Linked DNA regions of Homo sapiens: region 2 is linked to region 1. A link is an interaction called in ENCODE POLR2A ChIA-PET data of the cell type or tissue named here. Cell type or tissue: Panc1. All regions are shown on one strand. Each heading gives the region's core, and the rest is flanking DNA. Links, peaks and the distances in the headings are about the cores only. Region 1 has its middle 3.2 kb from the start of NID1. Region 2 has its middle 5.0 kb from the start of B3GALNT2.

Region 1 (4,401 bases), core at 272-4,271:
AGTAGAGACAGGTAAGTTATTAGAGGACCAAGTCTAAAACATTGAAATGAAAGAAGGAGCAAATCCTGATTATAAGATTGGCATTGAAGAGGAGAAGAAACGAAGTTAAAATTGAGTTCAAGGGTTTGCACTTGGAGGACTGGAAAACCAGTACTGCCTTTTGACGTCAGGGAAGAGGATCTGGGACAGCTGGAGTTGGATATGTTTGATGTCAGACCTATCAGCGGTCAACAGGACGTCCCCGTTTCCTGTCAGCAGCTAAAAGTAACGACCTTGAACCTAGTTTATAATAATTTTTCAGAAAACAGCAAATTCTGTATAAAATTTAGGGGGCATGAGTTCTGAACCAGCAAAGACAGGAAGAAAAAGCAAAGGAAACATGCCTTCTAAGCAAAACACTTTTGATTTACTCATGAGAACTTGTCTTTTTCTTTTGAATTCATTCGCCATCAGAAATAACATTTATTACCCATCAGAGACAGCATGTGTTCTACAAGTATTCATTCATTTTGCACTCACAGTAACCCTAGGAAACAGACCTTCCCTGTTTTACAGAGAAGGGGCATAGAGGCCCAGAGAGGTTAAGTCATGTTGCTAAGGTCATGCAGCTGGGAGCCGGTAAGTGACCCTAGGTGTTCCAGCTGCAAGGACCCCACTTATAACCACTGCATTAAGTGCCCTCTGTTTACTACCTTTTACTGCAGCCTGCAGTCTGTTGTCAAATATGGTGCTTTTCCTTCAGTTCCCTCCCAACAATACAGCACTGTGAGCCCCCAGCCTGCTCCCCAGAAGCACTTCTGACTCTACTCTATGCCATCTGTGTTTCTGACTATTTCTGGGCTTCTGGGCCCCAGCACTGCCTGTTTCAGCTGCTACAGGATCTCTGTATGGAGATTCTTCTCTATCTTCACCCGCACGTGACACGGGCCCCACGACTTCCCCATGCCCTGTGGTTGAGGGAAACCCCAAGCTCAGTAGGCCTTTTTTGGCCTGTGCCTTCAACACTCCTCCTTCAAAAAACCCCACCCCAGCCTCTGTCACACATCAGAGCTGTCTCTGAAGCTGTAGTCTGTGCCTGGAATGCTCTTACCCTTCTCACGAATTCTCTCCCTTTTTGGTACTCAGGCAGCTTCTGAAACTCCTATTGGTCCATCCATGGGACTTTCCTCAGCAACTACAGGAGGAGAGCAGTTCTCTACTTTGCTGGTTCAGCACAGCCTGAATCCAACCTGGCTGAGGTCAAGGCTCTCCATTTACTGGCTGTATAAGCACGGGCAGGTTTCTAAGCTTCAATATCCTTGTCACTTGTATGGGATGTTCATAGTTAAAATCGAAGGATTGTCGTGAGGATTAGATAAGGTGATTCATTAAATGCTCCTAGCTGGGCACAAAGTAAGTATTCCGTTAATATCAAACCATCGTTGTTACCTAAATGTACAGTTTTCGTGATTCTTATTATGTCAATATTTACTGAGAATCTACCATGAGCCAGATTCTATACTAGAAATTCAAAATGCCAAGACCGTTAAGGCACAGTCCTTTCTTTGAGAAGCTCACAATCTATCAGGGAGACAAACACAACAATAACAGTGCGATGCTTTAAGAAATACACAAACCAACAAGAGATATCGCTTGTTGAATGCTGCTTCTGCTAGATGCTTAATGTAGCATTCAATTTAATACTAATAACTGCACAAGCTAGTAGCCCTATGTAGTGAAAACAAGGTTTGCAATGATTAGATAACTTGCCCAGTTTTACACAGGTAGTGAAAGAGCTAGGATTTGAATCCAGTTTGTCCGACACCAAAGCTATTATTCTTTCTGCCGCGCCATCCTGCCCATCTATGGAAGGAAAGGTTTCTCCCTTTATTTCCACCCACAAGATCTATTTGCTCCATTGTTTATACATAATGCTCACGATCTATCTGTGCATGCTTGTGCTCCTTTATTTCATCAGTATCTCTTGGCCTGAGTAAGTCCAGTATATACGGTAAATTCTCTGTCATTTACTATTTATAGCCCTGCACTCGCCTCACATTGCCCAGTCCTTGTAGGACGTAATATTGATGCTGTGTCTCCTACTAGGACAGTGTGTCCCTGTCACTCCTTTAGAATTAGTAGTTCCAAACACATTCATCATCGAATACTTACTTTTATATTGTGCTCTGGACATTTTCTAAGTGTATATAATAATTCGGTCTTTTTCTCTAGTCATTTCGTATGTTTTTCGGGGATAAGAGCTCATTGGGGGCAAGGCCCATGTGCTTTATTTGTTTTCCTGACTTCGCAGAGCCTAGCCCAATGCTGCATACACATTAATAATGTGCACAGTTCTTAACCATTTAAGAACTCACTGATATGTTTAAGAATCATCTGATATCTGCAGTACCAATGGTACCCATAATTCTGTAATATACCAGCTTTAAAAAAAAATGAAACCTTGCTCTTTTGAGATTTATACTCTTTTCTTGATGGCTGTCATCCTGATGAGGCAGAAACACAAAATTTAAGAAGCAGGTCTCAGGCTGTGTGTCTATAAGAAGCCACGGTAACTTTTCTTTTTTTGTGTGTTTGATTTTTGAGATGGAGTCTCCCTCAGTCACCCAGGCTGGAGTGCGGTGGCGTGATCTCGGCTCACTGCCACCTCCACCTCCCAGTTTCAGGTGATTCTCCTGCCTCAGTCTCCTGAGTAGCTGGGATTACAGGCATGCCACCACGCCCGACTAATTTTTGTATTTCTAGTAGAGATGGGATTTCATCATGTTGGCCAGGCTGGTCTCGAAGTCCTGACCTCAGGTGATCCTCCTGCCTCAGCCTCCCAAAGTGCTGGGATTACAGTTGTGAGCCACCACACCCGGCCCCAAGGTAACTCTTCTCTCTGACGATTCAGACAAAAGTCCAGGCAGCTGAGTGGGAAAATAGCTCAATTGGCTATTGCTCTGAAGGAGGCATTTGTTCTAATCTCACTCTCCTGTGAGGATTGGTAACTGACCATGTATGGCCATGGAGCTTTCTTTTATTTTCCAGATGTCATATAGATGTGAATGTATTAGTGTTCCAATTCCAGGGAATTCGCCTAATTCATGAATTTTTTTTTTAATTTTATTTGAGACGGAGTCTCGCTCTGTTGCCCAGCGTGGAGTGCACTGGCGCGATCTCGGCTCACTGCAAACTCCGCCTCCTGGGTTCACGCCATTCTCCTGCCTCAGCCTACCGAGTAGCTGGGACTACAGGCGCCCGCCACCACGCCCGGCCAATTTTTTTTTTTTTTTTTTTTTTTTTTTTTTGTATTTTTAGTAGAGACGGGGTTTCACCATGTTAGCCAGGATGGTCTTGATATCCTGACCTCGTGATCCGCCCACCTCGGCCTCCCAAAGTGCTGCAATTACAGTCGTGAGCCACCGAGCCCGGCCAATTCATGAGTATTTTAAACAACCCACACTCAATTGTGATCTCAGATAAAAATGACACCCTTGGCCGGGGGCGGTGGCTCAAGCCTGTAATCCCAGCACTTTGGGAGGCCGAGGCGGGCGGATCACGAGGTCATGTGATCGAGATCATCCTGGCTAACACGGTGAAACCCCGCCTCTACTAAAAAAATACAAAAAATTAGCCAGGCGTGGTGGCGGGCGCCTGTAGTCCCAGCTACTCGGGAGGCTGAGGCAGGAGAATGGCATGAACCCGGGAGGCGGAGCTTGCAGTGAGCCTAGATCGCGCCACTGAACTCCAACCTGGGCGACAGAGCGAGACTCTGTCTCAAAAAACAAAACAAAACAAAACAAAACAAAAAAACACTCTGACAAAGGATGAGAGTGAAGCAGGATTTGGTGTTCACTTTATTCTGTTTTCAAAGGCGATTAGGATAAAAAGTACCTTGGGAAAACACAATTATGTCCACCTATGTTTGGGAAGATGCCAAGCTTTTCAGGGTAAAGTTTAATTCCTATAGTTCTACATCCTGTTTTCCCATGAACGTTTTCCTGGTTCATTATCATCAGACCTCCAGCATTCACTGCTGGGGTTCCACTTGCCTTTTGTTGTTATTTTAATTTTTAATCTTGATTTATGTAATTTTCAACCTTACATAAAAATTGCAAAAATAATACAAAACGATTCCATATACCCTTATATTCCCATATCCCATATACTCAGATTTTCCTTAATATTAACATTTTGCCATGTTTGCTTTCTCTCTGTCTTTCTCTCTCTCTGTCTGTCTCTCTCTCCACACACTCACACATGCATGCACACACACACAGACACATCGATACATATATATATACATAAATTTTTATCTGGACCATTGAGGGTAAGTTGCAAACATGATACCTCTTTACCTCTGAATGCTTAAGTATATGCTTCTTTAAAACTAGAACATTCTCTCACCTAGCCATAACACAA
Region 2 (4,401 bases), core at 134-4,133, 560 kb before region 1:
GGTAACCATGATGGCAATTCAATGTGATAAGTGCTCTGAGAAAGGAATGCACAGGATGTTAGAGCAGCACAAAGCAGGGGGTACAGCTGTCTCTACTCATGGGGGATTGGTTCTGGACCTTCTATGGATACCAAAATTCATGGATGCTCAAGTCCCTTATATAAAATGGTATAATATTTGCATATAACATACACACATCCTCTCATATACGCGAAATCATCTCTAAATTACTTATAACACCTAATATGATGTCTACGCATCACTTCATTCACGTGGATTCAATGGCATGCGCAAATTCAAGTTTGCTTTTTTCCTGAATTTGAGGTTGGTTGAATTCATAGATGCAGTACCCAGGGATATGGAGGGCCAACTATATTTAACTCTACTCAAGGGTCCCCAGAGGAGGCTATCTCTTGAAAATACAGGGCCGGGGCTTGAAGTCAAAGTGGCCAGTTAACAGGGCCAGAAAGTAGGAAGGACATTCAAGAGCACTGTAGGCAAAAAAATAAAAAATAAAATAAATAAACCTGAGCTAGTGATGACACGGCAATTAGGGAAATGTAAGCAATTGGTATGACCTTAGTGCAAGTTAGGAACACGGCAATGATGAGAAGGTGAACAGAAGGCAGAGGCCAGGTTGTAATCATAAACTTTGCTAAGGAATTTGGACTTTATTGTGAAGGCTCTAAAGAAGAATTTTTTTTTCTGATTACCAATGTAATACATGATTATGAAAAGGATCTTGGAAAACAGAAGAATATAAGAAATCATACTACATACAATTCATACATTTTTTAAAAGTTTTTTCATTAAAAAAATTTGCCATTCATACTGTAAGTTAGAATTTATATCCAACTATTTTCACCTAACCTATAAGCCTTCCCATATTTAATTAGTAGTCTCAGAAAATATAACTTAATCATTTGTCCACACTATAATTTCTTATCTGGTCCCGTATTATTGGACATACAGGTTGTTTCCATTATTCCACTATAATAAGTAATACTGGCACTTCTGTGCACAAAACTTTTTCCACATTTCAGATAATTTCCTTTTCTGATATTATTTTTAAGCCGCTTTATTCATACTGCTATTGTTTCAATGTGTATGTCTGCCTTCAATATGTTTCTCTTATCTCACCCTCATATTTTAAAAAAGTTCTTTATTAATTCAAAGGACAAAACTTTTCATCAATGAGATTGAATATTCTTATGTTCGTTAGCTGTTTCTATTTCTTTTGTTAATTAGTCATGTATCTTCCTTTTATCCATTTGTATAAGCCCTTTATTTTTCCTCAGTTTTCTTGCCTTCTAATTTTATAACTTTTAGGACACAAAAACACTTTAAATTTTTATAAATTCAAATGATCAATATTTAATTTTTTTCCATATTTTAGGATGATTCTGATCGTGAGATCTGGTCAATATTCTTGTTTGTTTTATTTAATGTTTTAATCCATTTGGAATTTATTTAGGAATATGGTGTAATGCAAGGATCTCAAAATTAATTAATTTTTTTCATATAGCTAACTATTGTCCTGGCCCATTATTTCCCTATTAGTTTATGACATCACCTCAATTTATTAAAAATTTTTAACATAATAGTATTTGTTTCCAAGCCACAGTTTTGCATTCATCTGTCCTTTCATCAGTACCGTAATACTCTAATGATCCTAGTTGTATAATATTTTGTAATCCAGAGGGCAATTCTCCCTCTCAATACTCTTTATTTCTCACATATATATATATATTTTTTTTTTTTTTTGAGACAGAATTTCGCTCTGTCATCCAGGTCTGGGCTCACTGCAACCTCTGCCTCCCAGTTTCAGGCAATTGTCTTGGCTCAGCTTTTCGAGTAGCTGGGACTACAGGAGCGCACCACCACAGCAGGCTAATTTTTGTATTTTTGTAGAGACAGGGTTTTGCCATGTTGGCCAGGCTGGTCTTGAACTCCTGACCTCAGGTGATCCACCCGCGTTGGCATCCCAAAGTGCTGGGATTACTGGCGTGAGCCCGGCCTATTTCTAATGAATTTTATAATAATTTGTATAGTTATTCGACTTTCCCCTAAACCTTATGTTTAATAAAAAACTAATGCATGGTTATCATAACAAACACAAGTAATGTAATACAAGTGTAAACAAAATATATAATGTTAGAATCCTTCAGCCCACCCCAATCTTTCTTTCCAGACTTAGCCACTATAGCCCAGATATTTCTTCTTGTATATATATTCTGAATTTTTCCAAATTTCTTTACTTTTCCAGTGATGGAAAGGGAGGAATCACCCTCCTTTTCAATCCCCATGTATGCAATCTGTCCCCTTAACCTGTATAACTCCAGAAATTCTAGTCCCCTCTCTCAATATTTCTAAGTACCAAGGCGTGTTCTCTTTTCCACGAGGTCATCATCAGTCTCGTTGCCACCTCTTGTTCCAGACTGCTCTAGTGTTCTCTATCAACCACCTCAACTCATAACCACTTCTCGAGGCCACAGCCCCAGATTCTTCTGCTTTGACCCGAAACACAGACATAGTGCCTCCGTTTATCCCCCAGTCACAGCTAAGACATGGCTGGCATGTTTAACAGACTTGTAAAAGGATTGGCCGGGCGCGGTGGCTTACCCCTGTAATCCTAGTGCTTTGGGAGGCTGAGGCGGGCGGATCCCCTGAGGTCTGGGTTCCAGAACAGCCCGACCAACAGGGAGAAAACCCATCTCTACTAAAAATCCAAAATTAGCCGGGAGTGGTGGCATATGCCTGTAATCCCAGCTACTCGGGAGGCTGAGGCAGGAGAATTGCTTGAACCCAGGAGGCGGAGGTTGCAGTGAGCCGAGATGGCACCATTGCACTCCAGCCTGGGCAACAAGAGTGAAACTCCGTCTCAAAAAAATAAATAAATACAAGAATTTAGCCTGAGAAGATACAGACAGAAAACTTTTAACTTGATATGAGATAAACTTGCTCCTATGGTCCCCCAATAGAGGTCCCTACTGGCTATCTCTTGCCTTAAGCCTTACCCCAGCCCTTTAATGACACTTCCAAGCGCCTTCTCATCCCTTCCATATGAGGGTCACTTCTTGCTGGTTCTCTTTTCTCTAGTACAGGGCCCAATTCGATCAGCCAGTGAAATAAAAATTGCCCTTGAACATCTCTTAGTTTAAAATATATAGTATGTATGTTTTTGTATATGTAATTCTGTAAAAGTATTTTTTTATTCCTCTAATTCTTATTTACTTATTTGGTAGGGATGAGCTCTCACTATGCTGCCCAGGCTGGTCTCGAACTCCTGACCTCAAGCGGTCCTTCTACCTCAGCCTCCCAAAGTGCTGGGATTACAGGCATAAGCCACTGTGCCTGGCCCTCTAATTCTTTATCATTAAAGTTTCTCGTCAGGCTTTAGTTGTTCACTTTCTTCCTCAAGGAAACCATCTTGCCTGGTCACTTAATCAACAAATTTCACTTTTTTTTTTTTTTTGGTGAATAGTTGGGAAACCTTAAAATCATTCAGATATTCTTTTCAGGACTCCTGGCACTCTGCCTCGGGTGGGTACACGCTGCCCTAGTAATGCGTGCTATTTAAATGATTGCTTCTCTTTCTTTTTTAAGCCAATGGTTGAATTCTTTTAAATTAAATGCCTGTGATATGACGACCAGATAATCTTTGCAGAAGACAACCTTTACACTAGCAGACAGAATCATTAACATTTCAGTCTGAAAGCATCTTGACTCGGGCTTCTCCAAGAAGAGTAGGAAAATAGACACTGCCAAACTGTCCTTCAAAAATGTGCTCAAGGAGGGAGGTTGGTGTAACAGGAACAGAGTGAGTGGTGAGGAGAATAATCGGGGATGATGTAGTCCCTAGCAAGAATATGATATAAATCATGATAAGGATTTGGGCTTTTACTCCGAAATGAAAGGGGAGTAGTTACATGGTGGGGTTTTGTTTTTTTTTGTTTTTTTGTTTTTTTGTTTTTTTTTTGAGACAGAGTCTTGCTCTGTCACCTGGGCTGGAGTGCAGTGGCGCGATCTCAGCTCACTGCAACCTCTGCCTCCTGGGTTCAAGCAATTCTCCTGTCTCAGCCTCCAGAGTAGCTAGGATTACAGGCGTGCACCACCATGGCCAGCCATTTTGTATTTTTAATAGAAATGGGGTTCTACCATGTTGGCCAGGCTGGTCTTGAACTCCTGACCTCAAGTGATCCGCCGGCCCAGCTCCCAAAGTTCTGGGATTACAAGTATGAGCCACCGCACCCAGCCTACATGGTGGGTTTTAAGCAAAGGAGTGACATGATCTGACTTATGTGTTAGCAGGAACACTCACATTGCTGTGTGGTGAATAGACTGACTGGGGGTGGGGAAAAATCTACCGTGTGGAGTAGCGGAGGAGATGATGAGTATCAT

Evidence for each region. ChIA-PET counts read pairs that join two places held together with the same protein. Peaks named below come from ENCODE experiments on the same cell type or tissue, not always from the same donor. Only the 100,000 strongest peaks of a DNase experiment are listed, where the experiment ranks them.
Region 2: POLR2A ChIA-PET joins it to region 1 with 5 read pairs; 2 of 35 experiments call an interaction of 5 or more read pairs at or near these places.

The regions. Positions count from the first base shown.
Region 1 is chr1:236,066,065-236,070,465 of GRCh38, forward strand. No RefSeq gene overlaps it. Among named protein-coding and RNA genes, the nearest start is that of NID1, 3.2 kb to the left of the region's middle. In Panc1, for the core only: no CTCF peak of the experiment used is centred there; a DNase peak (open chromatin) is centred at 2,037.
Region 2 is chr1:235,507,275-235,511,675 of GRCh38, forward strand. No RefSeq gene overlaps it. Among named protein-coding and RNA genes, the nearest start is that of B3GALNT2, 5.0 kb to the left of the region's middle. In Panc1, for the core only: no CTCF peak of the experiment used is centred there; no DNase peak of the experiment used is centred there.